Linked DNA regions of Homo sapiens: all the other regions are linked to region 1. Evidence: read pairs that join two places in POLR2A ChIA-PET (ENCODE). Cell type or tissue: OCI-LY7. All regions are shown on one strand. Region 1 overlaps ATF7IP (activating transcription factor 7 interacting protein). Region 2 has its middle 91 kb from the start of ATF7IP. Region 3 overlaps ERP27 (endoplasmic reticulum protein 27). Region 4 has its middle 85 kb from the start of ATF7IP.

Evidence for each region. Peaks named below come from ENCODE experiments on the same cell type or tissue, not always from the same donor. Only the 100,000 strongest peaks of a DNase experiment are listed, where the experiment ranks them.
Region 2: POLR2A ChIA-PET joins it to region 1 with 10 read pairs; 11 of 35 experiments call an interaction of 5 or more read pairs at or near these places.
Region 3: POLR2A ChIA-PET joins it to region 1 with 14 read pairs; 2 of 35 experiments call an interaction of 5 or more read pairs at or near these places.
Region 4: POLR2A ChIA-PET joins it to region 1 with 11 read pairs; 6 of 35 experiments call an interaction of 5 or more read pairs at or near these places.

What each region holds. Positions count from the first base shown.
Region 1 is chr12:14,383,163-14,387,162 of GRCh38, forward strand. The region is part of intron 1 of ATF7IP (activating transcription factor 7 interacting protein); the gene reads left to right. Among named protein-coding and RNA genes, the nearest start is that of ATF7IP, 19 kb to the left of the region's middle. In OCI-LY7, no CTCF peak of the experiment used is centred here; a DNase peak (open chromatin) is centred at 2,129; H3K4me3 peaks cover 3,043 bases; H3K27ac peaks cover 3,103 bases.
Region 2 is chr12:14,272,255-14,276,254 of GRCh38, forward strand. No RefSeq gene overlaps it. Among named protein-coding and RNA genes, the nearest start is that of ATF7IP, 91 kb to the right of the region's middle. In OCI-LY7, no CTCF peak of the experiment used is centred here; DNase peaks (open chromatin) are centred at 1,119, 1,487, 1,847 and 3,852; H3K4me3 peaks cover 1,325 bases; H3K27ac peaks cover 1,932 bases.
Region 3 is chr12:14,928,905-14,932,904 of GRCh38, forward strand. The region is part of intron 3 of ERP27 (endoplasmic reticulum protein 27); the gene reads right to left. Among named protein-coding and RNA genes, the nearest start is that of ERP27, 7.6 kb to the right of the region's middle. In OCI-LY7, no CTCF peak of the experiment used is centred here; no DNase peak of the experiment used is centred here.
Region 4 is chr12:14,278,977-14,282,976 of GRCh38, forward strand. No RefSeq gene overlaps it. Among named protein-coding and RNA genes, the nearest start is that of ATF7IP, 85 kb to the right of the region's middle. RefSeq lists an enhancer at 1,936-2,045. In OCI-LY7, no CTCF peak of the experiment used is centred here; a DNase peak (open chromatin) is centred at 2,125; H3K4me3 peaks cover 1,212 bases; H3K27ac peaks cover 4,000 bases.

The sequences.
Region 1 (4,000 bases):
TTATTTAATCTTATTGGAGAATTCTGGATTTTCGGATTAGGGATGTCCAACCTGTATTATTAGTAGCCAGCAGCTTTCTCTTGGTAGACTATGTTTAGACTAAGAAAAAAGTAGTCAGGATTTACATTGGAAAAGTATTTGGCAAGAGAAGGGAGGCTTGAAGAAGATATCATCCATTTGACAGTGTGTTCCATAATTTAAATCTTTGTGGATCAGACTTCCTAAAAACACTTTGCTTCCAGAATGTAAGAAAGTGTTCATTAGGCAGCTCTGAATATTTTGGCTATGTGTACCATCTTTCCCCACCCCCCAATTAAACATAGATTCCAGTGCTACAGTAATATCAATTCTGTTCCAGCCTTTCTCAATTTACCAAATCTTGCTTTTGTTTTTAATTATAATTTTTTTTGAGACAGGATCTGGCTCTGTTGACTAGGCTGGATGGAGTGCAGTGGTTCAAGTTCACTGTAGCCTTGAACTTCTGGGCTCAAGTGATCTTCCTGCATCAGCCTCTTGAGTAGCTGGAACTACAGGTTCATATTACCACACCTGCTAATGTTTTAAAAATTTTTTTTGTAGAGACAGACAGAGATCTCGCTTTGTTGGCCACGCAGGTCTCAAACTCCTGGCTTCAAGAGAGCCTTCCGCCTTGGCCTCCCAGAGTGTTGGGATTATAGGTGTGAAGCACTGTGCTTGGCCTAAATCTTGCTTTTAATGAATAGTCTTTGCTTGAGAATCACAGTTGTATTTTTAAAGAATTAATATGGCTTGGATCAAGTTTAACTTTTTTTTTCTGATATACTGAAGTTGTTACATACATTATTCATTTTGCCTCATGGAAAATACATAAGGACCTTTTAAAGATAAGTAATTTAAAAAACTTTTATTATGGAAAATTTCAAATATATACTGAAATAGAATGAGATAATAAATTCTGTGTGCCCATTGCTCAGCTTGAACCATTGTCAAGTCATAGGGCCAATCTCCTTTTAGCTATATCCCTATTACTCCCCTATACCCTTAAAACTTTTTAGTAAATACCTATATTTAGTGATAGATAGAACAAGATACACAGGTTAGCTAGATTTTAGGAAGGTAGACTGAGGAAGAGAGAAAGAAAATGTGGATTCTATTGCTGATGTGAACAGGTTCTCTCTGTGCTTTTGTCCTTCCCTTCTCTTTGATTGATATGTTTCTGCCAACCCACATTTGTTGGAGCTCTTTCAAATTTGTCTTGCTAATATATCTATTAGACTGAGTTTTACTCTTTTTTAAAATTCCCTTCTTTCCATCAGGGTGCCTATAATTCTTTGTTTTTATTTGCTTTTCACTCACATCAAAAAGTTGGGAGGTCTTTGTCAGGGCATGAAATGTAATTTGCCCTGGGACTAAACACTCACCTGGGGATGTTAATGTTTGTGACCATCTGTACTACTGAAGAGAAGAAATTATTTTTATATCTATGGTAAATTACTCAATAAGCTTTTTGCCATCTTCTAGAGATTCTGTTATCAAGGTTCAAAAATTTAATTGTAGGCTTTAACTGTTCTGCTAGATTTGAGCACTTTGGGGCTTTTAGATTCTGTGGAGAAAATCTTTAGCCTTCTATAAATTGAAATTAACTTAATCAATCAAGTCATTTTCAGGATTTAAACAATTTTCTAGAAATTATAAAATTGAAATTCTTTTCATGATAAAACTATAAAAGGTAAAAAAAAAAAAAAGGCCTTGAGCAAGGTTTAACTTTTTTTTTTTTTTTCTGGACTGAAATGGAGGCTTTCTTTCAAGCGAATTCCCTGATGTTTGCTCTGTGTGATTTGGCTCCATCTCTGTAACTGCTAATATGTGGCATGGATTTCAAGTTGTTTGGGATCTGGATGTGCCCAAAGTCTGTATTGCAAGACGGGATTCACAGGCATTATGTTACAAAACTGGCTTGCTGCCTTCTGTTTTCTTTTTCTGTGTCCTGTGTAGCTGCATTGTTTGTTGCAGTATATGCATTAGCTGTTGTCTATGTTCAGTTTCCTGCAGGCTGACAAAGTGGGAGGGGCTTTGTTTGTTACATAGCTGAGTTTTCACTGTGTGAGTTCTTGAGTGCACATTGCAGCCATCTTAATTACACTTTTGTGCAACTGAGACTGTGCAGCTGTCTCAAAATGGCTGCTAACCTAGTCTTTGTAGCTGCTTAGGCAGCAAGTATGTCAGTGAGGAGACTTGTCACATGCATCAGGACCAGAGGTAAGAACCAATTACTCTTTTATCTTAAACATTCTCATTTTTTTCTTTTTTAAAAAGGAATTTAACTGAGTTTACTTAGAGGGGTGAACTTAGAGCTTGGTTTTTAAAAAGTTGAAATGTTTGGTAGAACCTTTAAGCCTTTATTATGGAAACAGTACATAGCATGGTGGGGTCAAAGGTTAAATTCCTGTAATTTCTCACCATTTTATGTTCTGTCATTGCCAGAACATTTGATCACCATAGTAGTGCATTTCTGGCCCTAATTAATGTAATATTCCTTTTGTGTAGGCTATTTTAGTGTGTTTGGTATTTATTTGTAGAAATTAAAACAATATATTATCTGAATAGATTTTTTTTTTAAAGGATCCATAAGTAAGCCTTGTTTTGCACAAAGACTACAATTTTTCTACGGTTTTGTGAGGTATTGTGTGGAAGCTTTTTGGAAAGAAGGGTAATTATATAAATCATGAAAAAAAATTTTTAATACTGTCCAAAATCTTTTTTTTTGGCATTATGGGTTGCAGTTCTTTCTCATCATGCTGCCTCCTCCCAGTATCCAACTCTTTGACATTTTTAATGCTGCTTTGCTTCTTTGTTCAAATTACTTTTTGCTTAAGTTGGCATTCAGATTCAGATTTTGAATTTAGAAATAAATTCACATCTAGTCATGGATACCTCTTTTTAAAAAATATATCTAATGTATTCAAATACCATCAGAGCTGAAGTACTCAGTTAATTAAGTTATATTTTCATTTTAGTCTTAATTCAAACCTGTAGTATATTTAAAAGAAATATAGCTCAATGATTTTGTAAATTTAATTTCAAAAAGTTTAAAAAGCTTTCTTAACATCGTTCTGGAGTAGAAATGTTTATTGAGATACTGTAAGTCTGTGGTTACCCAGAAAGATGGGAGAATGAAATTCTTATTCACGTAGTATTTCAGATAGCAGAAAAGGCATACTTTAAGCAGCAATACTTAAATTGCAGTACCTGTTAAAATATTTTTTAGCTGGTATAATATACTCCTGGTTTTGTCCGTAGAGTATTAAGAATATATCCCTGACTTATATGACATAGAACAGTAAGTTCTAAACTTTCTGAGTAGAGCAGCTTTCTAAAAACAGAAACTTTTTGCATGTTAAACTCTTAGGGAGGATTCCAATATATAAAAGGGATACTTATGGTTTCTGCTTAATTCTGCAAGGCTTAAGAAACAAAAGGACACGTGATATTTTATTGTTATGTACTTATTTTATATTGTAAACTTATTCACATGTCATGTGTATTTAATAAAATGACAATAATTATGCTATTAAGATAAACAAAACTTGGAAACGAGATCGTACATGACAATTATAATCTTGTATTAGATCCAGATCTAGTTCACTTATTTGTAGAACCTTGGCCTCTTAAGGCACTGTGGAATTCAGTTTGAAAATTATTCTAGAATGTGTCTTCGTTATGTTGATTTTTGATGTTCATGAAGATGGAATATAAGATCTATATGTACATGACTTAACAGTTTAAAATTGTTGACTTGTCTCAGCCTTGTGTTTATATTTGTTATTTACATTTTTTTTAAACAAAATAATTGTTTTTCCTAATTAAATCAGTGTCCATTTATTTAGTGGCTTAAAATATATTCTGGGATCAGTATTTATCTCAGTTTCATCAACAGCTTTAGCATTTTTGTTTCACTTTAGTCACTACATTGTAAAATCTTTAGGACTGTCTTATATGACATAGTAGATTCTCATAATTT
Region 2 (4,000 bases), 110 kb before region 1:
AGTTGCTTCCAGGAGTGTTAACTCTACAGCGCTGAGGACTTTCTCTACACCTGAACTGAGGAAAAGCCCTCGGGCAGCATCATGTACTAGCAGTAGGATACCGTCTGCACATATAGAAACAGTAAGTATTGCAGGGATATGAGCATGGTACTGACAGGATCTTCCACACTGGCCAAAAAAATGAGGACTCTGATTCCCTATAAAGTACTGAGATCTAAGAGAATCCAAAAATGTATGATAGCAACTGTCCATATCGCTGACATTCTTTCTTCCTTCCCTGTGGGTAGATGTTTAGTAAATCCCGAAAATGTTCCCTAGGTCTGACTTCATTTTCTTTTCTTTTCTTTTTTTCTTTCTTTTTTTTTTTTTTTTTTGAGACAGAGTCTCCCTTTGTTGCCCAGTGCTACTGGCGAATCTCGGCTCAGGGCAACCTCTGCCTCCCAGGTTCTAAGCGATACTCTTGCCTCAGCCTCCAGAGTAGCTGGGATTACAGGCATGCACCATCACTCCTGGCTAATTTTGTATTTTTAGTAGAGACGGGGTTTCACCATGTTGGCCAGGCTGGTCTCAAACTCCTGACCTCAGGTGATCCACCCACCTCAGCCTCCCAAAGTGCTGGGATTACAGGCGTGAGCCACCGCACCCGGCCCTGACTTCATTTTCATTTACACCCCAATATTAAGCTCTGACCTGTTCTTTTGTTCCTTCAGAATTAATTGTTGGCATCTGAGCCTACAGTCTCTGCTTTAGCAGGCATATGCCAAGGATGTGGTATTAATCTTTCCTCAGCTTTTAAATATTAAATAAGCCTCCCAAATGGACCCTAGTTCTTGCCTGAAGTGGAGCTCTACTTGGCCAAGGGTTTTGCTTTTAGAGAGCTGAAGTGGAAATAAACAAACAGACGGTCAGTAACACTGACGCTTTCCAAAGCTATTAAGTAAACCCTGTTGACACTAGCAATCTTTATTGTTTGTTGTTCGTACATTATGGTTGTCTGATTAGGTAGCATGATTGACTTTAAACACAAAAACACTAAAGCAAGAAGGAATATGAATTAGCGTAGAACTTCTGGACAGGAAGTACATATGTATTAAGGTGTTGTGGTTAAGCTCTCGGGCTCTGGCAGGAGGCAGATTGGGTTACAAACTTGGCATCCCCACTTACTTGCTGTATGACAGTGAGAATATTATTTAACTTCTCTAAACCCATTTCCACGTCTGTAAAATAGAGATAACAACAGTGCTACCTTCCCATGGCTCTTAGGAAGATTTAGCAGGATAATGTATGTGACTCTGTTAGAATAAAGGTGATCTACATGTCATAAAATCCAATATATCAGTCAGGGTTCAGTGAAGGAACAGAGCTACTGTGAGTGTTATTAGGCAAGGGATTTATTATAGGAACTAGTACTTACACAACTGTGGGAGGAGTTGAGAAAGTAAAGATCCGGAAGGGGAAGCTGGAGAAATAGTCACTAAGCAGTCCCCTAAAGCCCTGGGGTGAGCAGACAAGTCGAAGCTTGCAAGGAAATCTGAGAAATCCAGGACATTCATCAGCCAAATTGGTACTGCAAAAAGGGAGCTCACTAAGCATTGTGTGGGAAACCATGCCCCTCTTAAGACACCTCTGTGTATGCTAAGTGTCTGGTGGTGGGCCTGCAACTGCTGTTGACCAGCAGGGCTAGCATTTGGGAAGAACAGCCTGGTGTAGAACAGAGGAAAGTGGACAAGCTGAACCCACTGGGCACCTTGACATCTGTCTATCACCATGCGGCACAATGAAGATCTTCAGAGAGGCATGGCTACCGTTTCACTTCTGCCTTGCAAATTATGAGCAAGCTCCTCGTGAGATCAACTCTAACCTAGGTCCATATAAGGGATTCCGGAAAAAATTCTGCCCAGATTAGTCATGTTGACGACAGAACAATCCAGCATACCCCAAATAATATTGGCTTTAAAAGTATAGTTTATTTCTGTCTCATGCCATACAAGTCTAGACGAAGTCATTCTACAGTGACAGGAACCTAGCTCTTTAGATCTTTTTGCACTACTATCCACAGCAAGCAGCTTTACTCCATAGTCTAAATGGCCAGTGAAGCTCCAAAAATCATGTCGTCATTCCAACCAGCAGGAAAAAGAAAAGAGTAAGTTGGGCTCACACATTCTTTATTTTTTTTTTTTTATTTTTTTTATTTTTTTGAGACGGAGTTGTTTTGCTTGTCTCCCAGGCTAGGATGCAATGGCATGATCTCGGCTCACTGCAACCTCCGCCTCCCAGATTCAAGCAATTTTCCTGCCTCAGCCTTCCGAGTAGCTGGGATTACAGGTGCGAGCCACAACACCTGGCTAATTTTTGTATTTTTAGTAGAGATGGGGTTTCTCCATGTTGGCCAGGGTGGTCTCAAACTCCTGACCTCAGGTGATCCACCCGCGTCAGCCTCCCAAAGTTCTGGGATTACAGGCATGAGCCACCATGCCGGGCCTTCACACATTCTTTTTTTTTTTTTTGAAATGGAGTCTCGCTCTGTTGCCCAGGCTGGAGTGCAGTGGCGCGATCTCCGCTCACTGCAAGCTCCGCCTCCTGGGTTCACGCCATTCTCCTGCCTCAGCCTCCCGAGTAGCTGGGACTACAGGCGCCTGCCACCACGCCCAGCTAATTTTTTGTATTTTTAGTAGAGATAGGGTATCACTGTGTTAGCCAGGATGGTCTCGATCTCCTGACCTCGTGATCTGCCCCCCTTGGCCTCCCAAAGTGCTGGGATTACAGGCGTGAGCCACCGCGCCTGGCTGCCTTCACACATTCTTTTAAACAACATGTCCTGGAAATCTCACAGAGCTGCAAGGGATGCTGGAAAGTGTAGCCTTTATTTTAGGAATTGTTATGTTCAGCTAAAACTTGAAAGAGGAAGAAAGAACCTATCAAGGGAGACGTAGCAGTCCTTGCCACAGTCCTCTCATCCATAAGCTCCTTCTTTTTATATAGAGCCCTCCTCTCTAGGAGAGAGAACTCCAAAGTGTCCTCTAGTTACTGCTTTAAGCTCAAAGTTGAGAAACTCTGGGTGATATGGAGTCATCTCCATCTTATCTAGATGTAGTGGCTCATGCTCCAGAAACTCATAAACAAAGTTATTTATCCTGCCTTTTTGGTCATATTCAGTATACTGTATAGTGGTGAAACAGGAATAGAGTAACCTTAATTAAAATTTCAACTGGAGAAGAGGAAAGCAGGAAACATGTAACACTCACTGGTACTGGTCCATAGGAGTTATCAAACCCTGCTGAGCACTAATTGCAGAGAACTCCCTGGCCTGAGAAGGGAGTTCTTTGATTAGCTCACCAGGCAGCCCTTGGTTCTGCTCTCTGAGATGAGCTTTTTCAATTACTATCCTTGTTGTGGACTGGATTGTGTTCTACCCCAAATTCACCACATGTGAATTTGGGGTAGAACCCAATCCCCCAATGGGACTGTTTTTGTTTTGTTTGTTTGTTTGTTGGGAGATAGAGCCTTTTAAAAGGCAGTTAAGGTTAAATGATGTCATAAGGCTGGGGTCCTAATCACATATGGCTAGTGTCCTAAGAAGAAGAGGAAGAGACCCTAGGGACGTACATGCAGAGAGGAACGGCCATGTGAAGACACAACAAGAAGGTGACCATCTGCAAGCCAAGGAGAGAGACCTCAGGATAAACTAAACCTGCTGATATATTGATCTTGCACTTCCAGCCTCCAGAACCATGAAAAAATAAAGAGTTGTTTAGACCTCCAATCTGTGGTATTTTGTTATGGCAACCATAGAAGACTGATGCACTTCCTGGTCCTTAGCTCTGCTCTCTCAGAAGTTCCTCCTTCATCAGCCTCCTCCATGGCCACATCTGAGACTGGCTTTGCTGAGTCATCCCTTTTTCGGGAGATACACTCTTTATTAAATCCACTTCATTTTTGTGCAGGCTTGGGGATTGCTATAGGGCTATAATAGTCACAGATTTTTGCAGGCAATATAATT
Region 3 (4,000 bases), 550 kb after region 1:
ATATTTGCAGCTCCTCTAGATACTTAATGCTGCTACCGACCTGTATTTCCAGCTGGCAAGTCTCCTTCATACTTAAGGCTTTGCTATTGCAACCACCAAAATCATCATCATTATCATCATAATCAGGACTCGTTTAACATTTGATGTGTCTAAATGCTTCCTGACTATTTTTCTAGGAATTCCTAGGTCTGGTGCCTGCACCTCAGCTCACATCGCTGTGCATGGATCAAGAATCCCCCCCTCCCTGTACTCTTTTCCGGGCAGTCCTTCATACTTCCCAGAACAGGGAGAACAAGAAAAGCCAGTTACTCTGGGTGTTTCTGGACTTAAAGAATGCACTAAATTGGAGGCAGAGGATGTTAAGTGGTGATAACATTCTCTAAGAAGCAAAAGAGCTTTAATAAAAGCCACTCTCCTGCAGTCTCTCCAGTTTGTTGTACTTCTTTTAAGAAAACATGCCCGATCTTTCATTATTTCTTAAACTAATAAACTCTGGAACATTCATGTTTAGGGTTTCTGGAAGCAACATTTGAACAGGAAATCTCCCTCTGTAAAGGGAATTATTTGCATAATGCACTGGAAAGAAAATCCAACCCAGGAACCAAGAGTTGGAAAAACCTTTTAAAATGTCTTTTTTCAGTTTTATGGAAAGAATTTTACTTAAAATATCATATTTTTATTTCAGAGAAAAGAGGCAGCAGAAGAAAAACAGAAATAGTAAACTGGAAATATTGCTACCTTAAAACATAATTTTGAGTTTCCTCAAGAGTATCTGAAGTAGATTTTTTTTGTTGTTGTAGACACTACATCATACCAATCACTCATTTTCTGTTCATTAGTATTTCAGCTATATTCATTTGAATTCCCATGGAATTTTCTAACAACCCAGATTTTTATAAAATGTATTAAAATTGTCTTAGTTTATGCCACAGTTATAGTATTAAATGTCTTTGGTGGCACTGAGAAATCATTTGTTAAACAAAGGTCCTCACGTCCTCGGTTTGTTTTTTTAAAGCTGTTCAGCTTATCATATATTTAATAAATATATACTTTAAAAAAAAGTTTCATCATGGACACAGGTAGGGGAACATCACACACCAGGGCCTGTAGGGGGATAGGGGGCTGGGGGAGGGAGAGCATCAGGACAAATAGCTAATGCATGCGGGGCTTAAAACCTAGGTGACGGGTAGATAGGTGCAGCAAACCACCATGGCACACGTACACGATATAACAAACCTTCATGTTATGCACATGTATCCTGGAACTTAAAGTAAAATGAAATAAAATAAAATAGAATAAAATAAAAAATGTTTTATAATCTGACATATCTTCTTGCATTTCTTATCAGTTTATTCTCATGCACGAGTTTCTTCTGATTCTCTTTGTCTGGTGAGGTAAATTTCTTATAATAGTTACCCAATAAATAACTGTAAAAGGAATAAAGGATGACTGCACTGTGTTTTCATTACTATCCCATTAGGTCAAAGTTAGGTTAATTATGTTTCTTTAAATAGTAGTGACTGAAAAAATCCAAAGCAGGGTAAACATTCAAATAATATTTCAAATTCCATTTTAGGACAGGCTCATAGTTTATTTAACCTGGGAGTTACATCTCTGCTAGGGCAACAATAAGAGTCCTGTTGAAAAATTTGAGAGTTTATATGCTGTTACACTCACAAAAGACAGGCTGTGCCCTCACACAGCAAGACTGTTATATGCAACTTATGGTTTCATGAATTTTACCTAAATTCTTCCTGATTACATTTATATAGTTGGCCTGCACTATTTTTGGAGAATATTATGTTGCATAAATACAGCACTGGCTGGCCTTTTATTGCTCCAACATTTCAAGCATGAGTAATATCCATTTATTGTTATTTTTTCAGTTAATCATTATTTCAGCTTATTTCTAAATATGTTCTTAAAATGGAAAATTTTGTAAATTTAGACAATATATAATGTCTAGATTAAATCTTGATAAATAATTCTGCAGTTTGATTAAGGAATGCTAGGAGGCTAGAGGAATAAATTAAGAGAAAATAGTTGAAAGAAAAAAAGTAGGCTTTAGAATGAGGGACATTAGATAGAATTCAGTGTAAAAACAAAGTTTATCTTCAGGGTCAAGTGCTTAAGAAAGCCACTATAATATAGTAAAAAGGGTATGATTTGTAGACAGCAATGCTGGGTACGAATCAGACATCTGTTACTTCACAGTTGTGAGATTTTGGGCAACTAAACCATTCTCTCATGGAAATTTCTTTATTAAAAATGCAGGAATAATAAAAATTACTTCATCAGATTCTTGTGTGAATTAAATGGTCAAATATTGTAATAGTGCCTATCATAGATTAGGCTCTGAAAACAAACAAGCAAACCGAACAAACTGGATCCAGAAAATTTTCAATAGGTTCACGTTTCCCAGTGTAAAATAGGATAGTCTTGGTTGATGTTCCCTTTTCAAAAAAAAAAAAAAAAAAGTGCTCCAAACTCTTGAATAATGGTCCTATTAAAATATGTACTAAAGTTTTGAAAGTGTAAACTGTGAAAAAAATATTTATCTGAAAGCTGGCATGACAAAAGTTGAGCTTCTTCCAGCTCTGCCAGTGAAGTAGGGCAGGAACCATTTTGTTTGTTTTCTGGTATGGCACATAAATAATCTTGCCCACAGAGGTCCCAAGAGTTCATTTAGACTAGGTCCGTCACTAGCGGTAAACAAAAAACAGATGTTAAAGAAGACTGAAAAACTGAGAAGTCATCAGTGAAGCTTTATGAGGAATAAATTGTAAGCAACGCCAGTGCTCCTGTTAGAGGATGTTAAACCTGTAGAGATGTTGGAAGCAACGGCACTTGTTTTTCTTCCCCATGTGCGTATCTTGGTGGTACTAAGCCTTTTAAATCAGGCCTTATAAGACCGACAAACGAAAAACTGAGAAAGAAGTAGGTGTGGAGTGTAGCTTATTAGAATTTTTGTATTGAAGGATTTCTACCAGTGGTTCAATGGCAACACGAAAGGCATTTGCCTAACCTTCCATATATTCCTCATCAAAGCTTTTCACAGAAGAATTTGATTTAATCTTATTTCACACTGGTGAGAATGCAAACCAGCAACCACTGTGCAGGTGGGAAAGGGGTTGCTGAAGGGAGCTCACACAACTTCAGACATGCTTTTGGAGGTGAGTTTAGTTCCCCAAGCACCCTCCGAGTGCCTTTAAGGTGCCAGAGGTGTATTATAGCCCTTTGAATACAAAGATGAATAAGTCATCGTTTCCAGCCTTGAATAGGTCATGGCCTAAGAGGGTAATAGAGGAGACAGATACGTAAATATATGATATGAATTATAAAATGGTATATGAAAATAGAGATAAGGAGTTACATATAGAGGAATGCTTAGGCCCATTTGGAGATTCCAGAGATATTTCCTGAAGGGTAACATTCCTGAACTGATTCACTGGAGTATGAGAAGGAGTCATCTGGGTGAGGCTAGGTGAAAGGGGACCCTTGGCGGGTGGTGGCATTCTAGACAGAAGGAATAGTCTAGGCAAAATCATGGAATTGGATGATCATTATGTGTATAGTTGGCTACTGAGAGGATAAAGCCCAGGGTGGAAGCTGGATGGAAAAAGGACTAGAGAAGCAGGCAGTGGGGCAGGCCAGCAAAGCCTATTTGTAACATTAAATATCTCATTTTTGATTTTTAAGAAATGAGAAATGTTGAAGAGTTTTAAAGAGAAGAGTGCTATGGCCAAATTTCTATCTTAAATACATCATTGTGATACCATTTTAGAAACTGTATATAAAGTAGTAAAAGGAGATCTGTTCAGAAGCTAATGAAATTGCTTATGCTTAGGCTAAGAGCCTAAATACAGAATGAGGTAGAAGGAGTGGAGGAGAATATAGATTCAAGATAGAAGATACAACTGGCAAAAATGTAAGACCAAATGAGCATAGCCACTTAATAAAATAGTATCTTAGATGGAGGAATATGATTAGCAGGTGCAGA
Region 4 (4,000 bases), 100 kb before region 1:
GGAAAACTGGAATGGAATTTTATTTGAGACAGGGTCTCACTCTGTCACCCAGGCTGGAGTGCAGTGGCATAATTATGGCTCACTTCAGCCTCTACCTCTTGGCTCAAATGATCCTCCTGCCTCAGCCTCCTGAGTAGCTGGGTCTATAGACGTGTGTCACCACACGTAGCTAATATATATATATACATTTTTTTTTTTTTTTGGTAGAGACGGGGTCTTACTATGTTGCCTAGGTTGGTCTCAAGCTCCTGGACTCCAACAGTCCTCCCACCTCAGCCTCCCAAAGTGCTGGGATTGTAGAAGTGAGCCTCCACACCTGGCCTGGAATGGACTTCTAAGGAATAAAATATATGGGCCGGGTGCAGTGGCTCACACCTGTAATCCCAGCACTTTGGGAGGCCGAGCTGGGTGGATCACGAGGTCAGGAGATGGAGACCATCCTGGCTAACATGGTGAAACCCTGTATCTACTAAAAATACAAAAAATTAGCTGGGCGTGGTGGCACACACCTGTAATCCCAGCTATTCTGGAGGCTGAGGCAGGAGAACCACTTGAACACAGAAGGCAGAGGTTTCAGTGAGCTGAGATGGCGCCACTGCACTCCAGCCTGGGCAACAGACCAAGACTCCGCCTCAAAAAAAAAAAAAAAAAAGTCTTATGTCTGGCATACTTTCTTAAATTTATATTATTAGCATATTTCTTGAATGCTAACCAGTAAAAGCCAAGCACAGATCAATAGTATATTTGTTGTACCACTGAGGATTTGTGCAGTGTGAATAAGTATATTCTATATGCTAATTTTTCTATTTAGGGAGCAAATAAGTATTAATATGACTTTAATAACTGTATTAATTTGTATTCATGCTGTTAATAAAGACATACCCGAGACTGGGTAATTTATAAAGGAAAGAGGTTTAATTGACTGAAAGTTCAGCATGGCTGAGAAGGCCTCAGGAAACTTACAATTATGGAGAAAGTGGAAGCAAACACGTCCTTCTTCACATGGCACAGGAAGGAGAATGAGAGCCGAGCAAAGGGTGAAGCCCCTTATAAAACCATCAGATCTTGTGAGACAAGCATTGGGGAAACCCCCACCATGATTAAATTACCTCCCACCAGGTCCCTTCCTGACTCATGGGGATTATGGAAACTACAATTCATCATGAGATTTGGGTGGGGACACAGCCAAACCATATCAATAACACAAAGAACAGCACGTAAAATTTGACCAGTTCTGGCTGGGCGTGGTGGCTCACGCCTGTAATCCCAGCACTTTGGGGGGCTGAGGTGGGTGGATCACGAGGTCAGGCATTCAAGAGCAGCCTGGCCAACATAGTGAAACCCCATTTCTACTAAAAACGCAAAAAATTAGCTGGGCGTCTTGACGGGCACCTGTAATCCCAGCTACGCAGGAGGCTGAGGCAGGAGCTTGAACCTGGGAGGTGGCGGTTGCAGTGAGCCGAGATCATGCCACTGCACTCCAGCTCGGGTGAAAGTGCAAGACTCTGTCTCAAAAAAAAAAAAAAAAAAAAAAATTGACCAGTTCTTTGCTAATGCTAAAAAAGAAGATTTAGTGATTCTCAACTGGCTATGATGACATGAGTCAGGAAAGTAACATCTCATGGCCCATGGAAAGGTTATCCTACTCATTACTCCACTCCTCAAATACTCTTCTCTCTGTCCCTTGACACCAGAAATTTGTTTGAAAAGAGATAAAGCCTTCTATTTCACAAAGATGTTGAAGAAAAACATAAGACTATTAGAGAGCACACATGGAGAGCTTAGTGAAAAGGTGTTTACTGCCAAACAGAGAGTTCATTTTAGCTCTTCAGGTAGACTTGGGAATGAGGCTTAGGGGAGAAAAAAAATGAGATAGTCTTTGAAGTCAAAATACAGTAAACTAGATCTGTCCCATATTAAGAAAGCAAGGTCTCTGAGTGATGTCATTGGCTACTCCTTCCTGGGTTCATGAGTTATTCAAGCCCAGAGCTGGTTGAAAGTGGTCTATTGTGAGCATTTAGTGCCCATCTCAGGATTACGGCATCCACCTGCCTTGGCTGGGTACGTGAGGACTCCCTTGAGATTACAGTGCCCAGCTTTCATCTGACATAAATTGGGATTATTTGACTCAGTCAAGTCTGAAAGAGGGTTGGCAGGCCAGGTGTCCAGGTCTATTAGGTGAAAGTTTATCACAAGTACAAGACAAAGGCAACTGAAGCTGAGAGTGGCAGAACAAAGCGAAAGTTTCAGTCAAGGTATAAATAACTGATCATAGATCCTGCCGTATTTCTTTTTCTTCTTCTTTTTTTTTTTTTGAGATGGAGTCTTGCTCTGTCGCCCAGGCTGGAGTGCAAGCGGCGCAATCTCAGCTCACTGCAACCTCCGCCCACCAGGTTCAAGCGATTCTCCTACCTAAGCCTCCCGAGTAGCTGGGACTACAGGCGCCCACCACCACGCCCAGCAATTTATTTTTTTTATTTTTATTTATTTATTTATTTTTTTAGTTTTAGTAGAGATGGGGTTTCGCCATGTTGGCCAGGCTGGTCTCGAATGCCTGACCTCGTGATCCACCCGCCTGGGCCTCTCAAAGTGCTGGGATCACAGGTGTGAGCCACCTCGCCTGGCCAGATCCTGCTATGTTTTGTTTGGAAGATAAGAAAGGAAAACAAGAATTTAATAACATTTCTATAATTCAAGCTGTAAGTGAGCCAACAGCAATTGTAGAAGATTACTTGGCAGTGACTAAGCATCCAAGCAGAAACCAGATGCATATCACAGCATGAGGCATTCAGATAGAGATATCTATAGGTGGTCACCTTGCTTCAATTCTACCAGGAGTCTTTCCTTTACACCCTCAGGTGTTTAAGAATCCACTTTTAAATTATAAAAATAAAATTACTAGACATTAGCTAACTGAGAAGGACTTGGAAAATAAAGAAGCTGGAAAGTAGGGAAACATGAAAGGGATGAAAGCATTAGAAAGGGAAGAACATAAGCTTCACCTATTTCACGATCCAATCTGCAACTCTCCTGGTAGTTAAGTTGTGAGGTTTTTTTGTTTTTGTTTTTTGAAACGGAGTCTTGCTCTTGTCGCCCAGGCTGTAGTGCAATGGCATGATCTTGGCTCACTGCAACCTCCACCTCCCAGTTTCAAGTGATTCTCTTGCCCCAGCCTCCCGAGTAGCCGGGATTACAGGCATCTGCCACCACTACCACTAATTTTTGTATTTTTAGTAGAGATGGGGTTTCACAATATTGGCCAGACTGTTCTTGAACTCCTGACCTCAGGTGATCAGCTTCCCAAAGCATAGGAATTACAGGTGTGAGTCAATGCACTCAGCCAAGTTGCAGTATTGACACATGCATGAGTATGTTCATTGCAGCACTATTCAAAATAGCCAAGACATAGAATGAACCTAGATGCTCATCAATGGTGGACTGGATAAAGGAAATGTGTATATATACACCATGGAATACTACACAGCCATAAAAAAGAAGAAAATCATGTCCTTTGCAGCAACATGGATGGAGCTAGAGGCCATTATCCTGAGCAAATTAACTCAGGAACAGAAAACCAAATACTGTGTGTTCTCATGTATTAGTAGAAGCTACACATTGAGTACACATGGACACAAAGAAGGGAACAACAGACACCAGGACCTACCTGAGGGCGGAGGGTGGGAGGAGGGTGAGGACTGAAAAACTGCCTATCAGTTATTATGCTGATTACCTGAGTGACAAAATCATCTGTACACCAAACCCCTGTGACACACAATTTACCTATGTAACAAACCTGTACATGCACCCCTTGAACTTAAAATAAACGTTGGAAAGAAAAAAAAAGTTACAGTCTCGAATTACTAAATTTACTTTGCTGTAAAATCACACAAAGCATTGTTTTTATGTTGGTCAAGTATCAGGTAGTATTCCTAAGTTAATGCTAAAGTAATGTCTTTAGTCGCAGAAGAAAAAGGATTTTTCTGACCCAACCCAAGAAGGC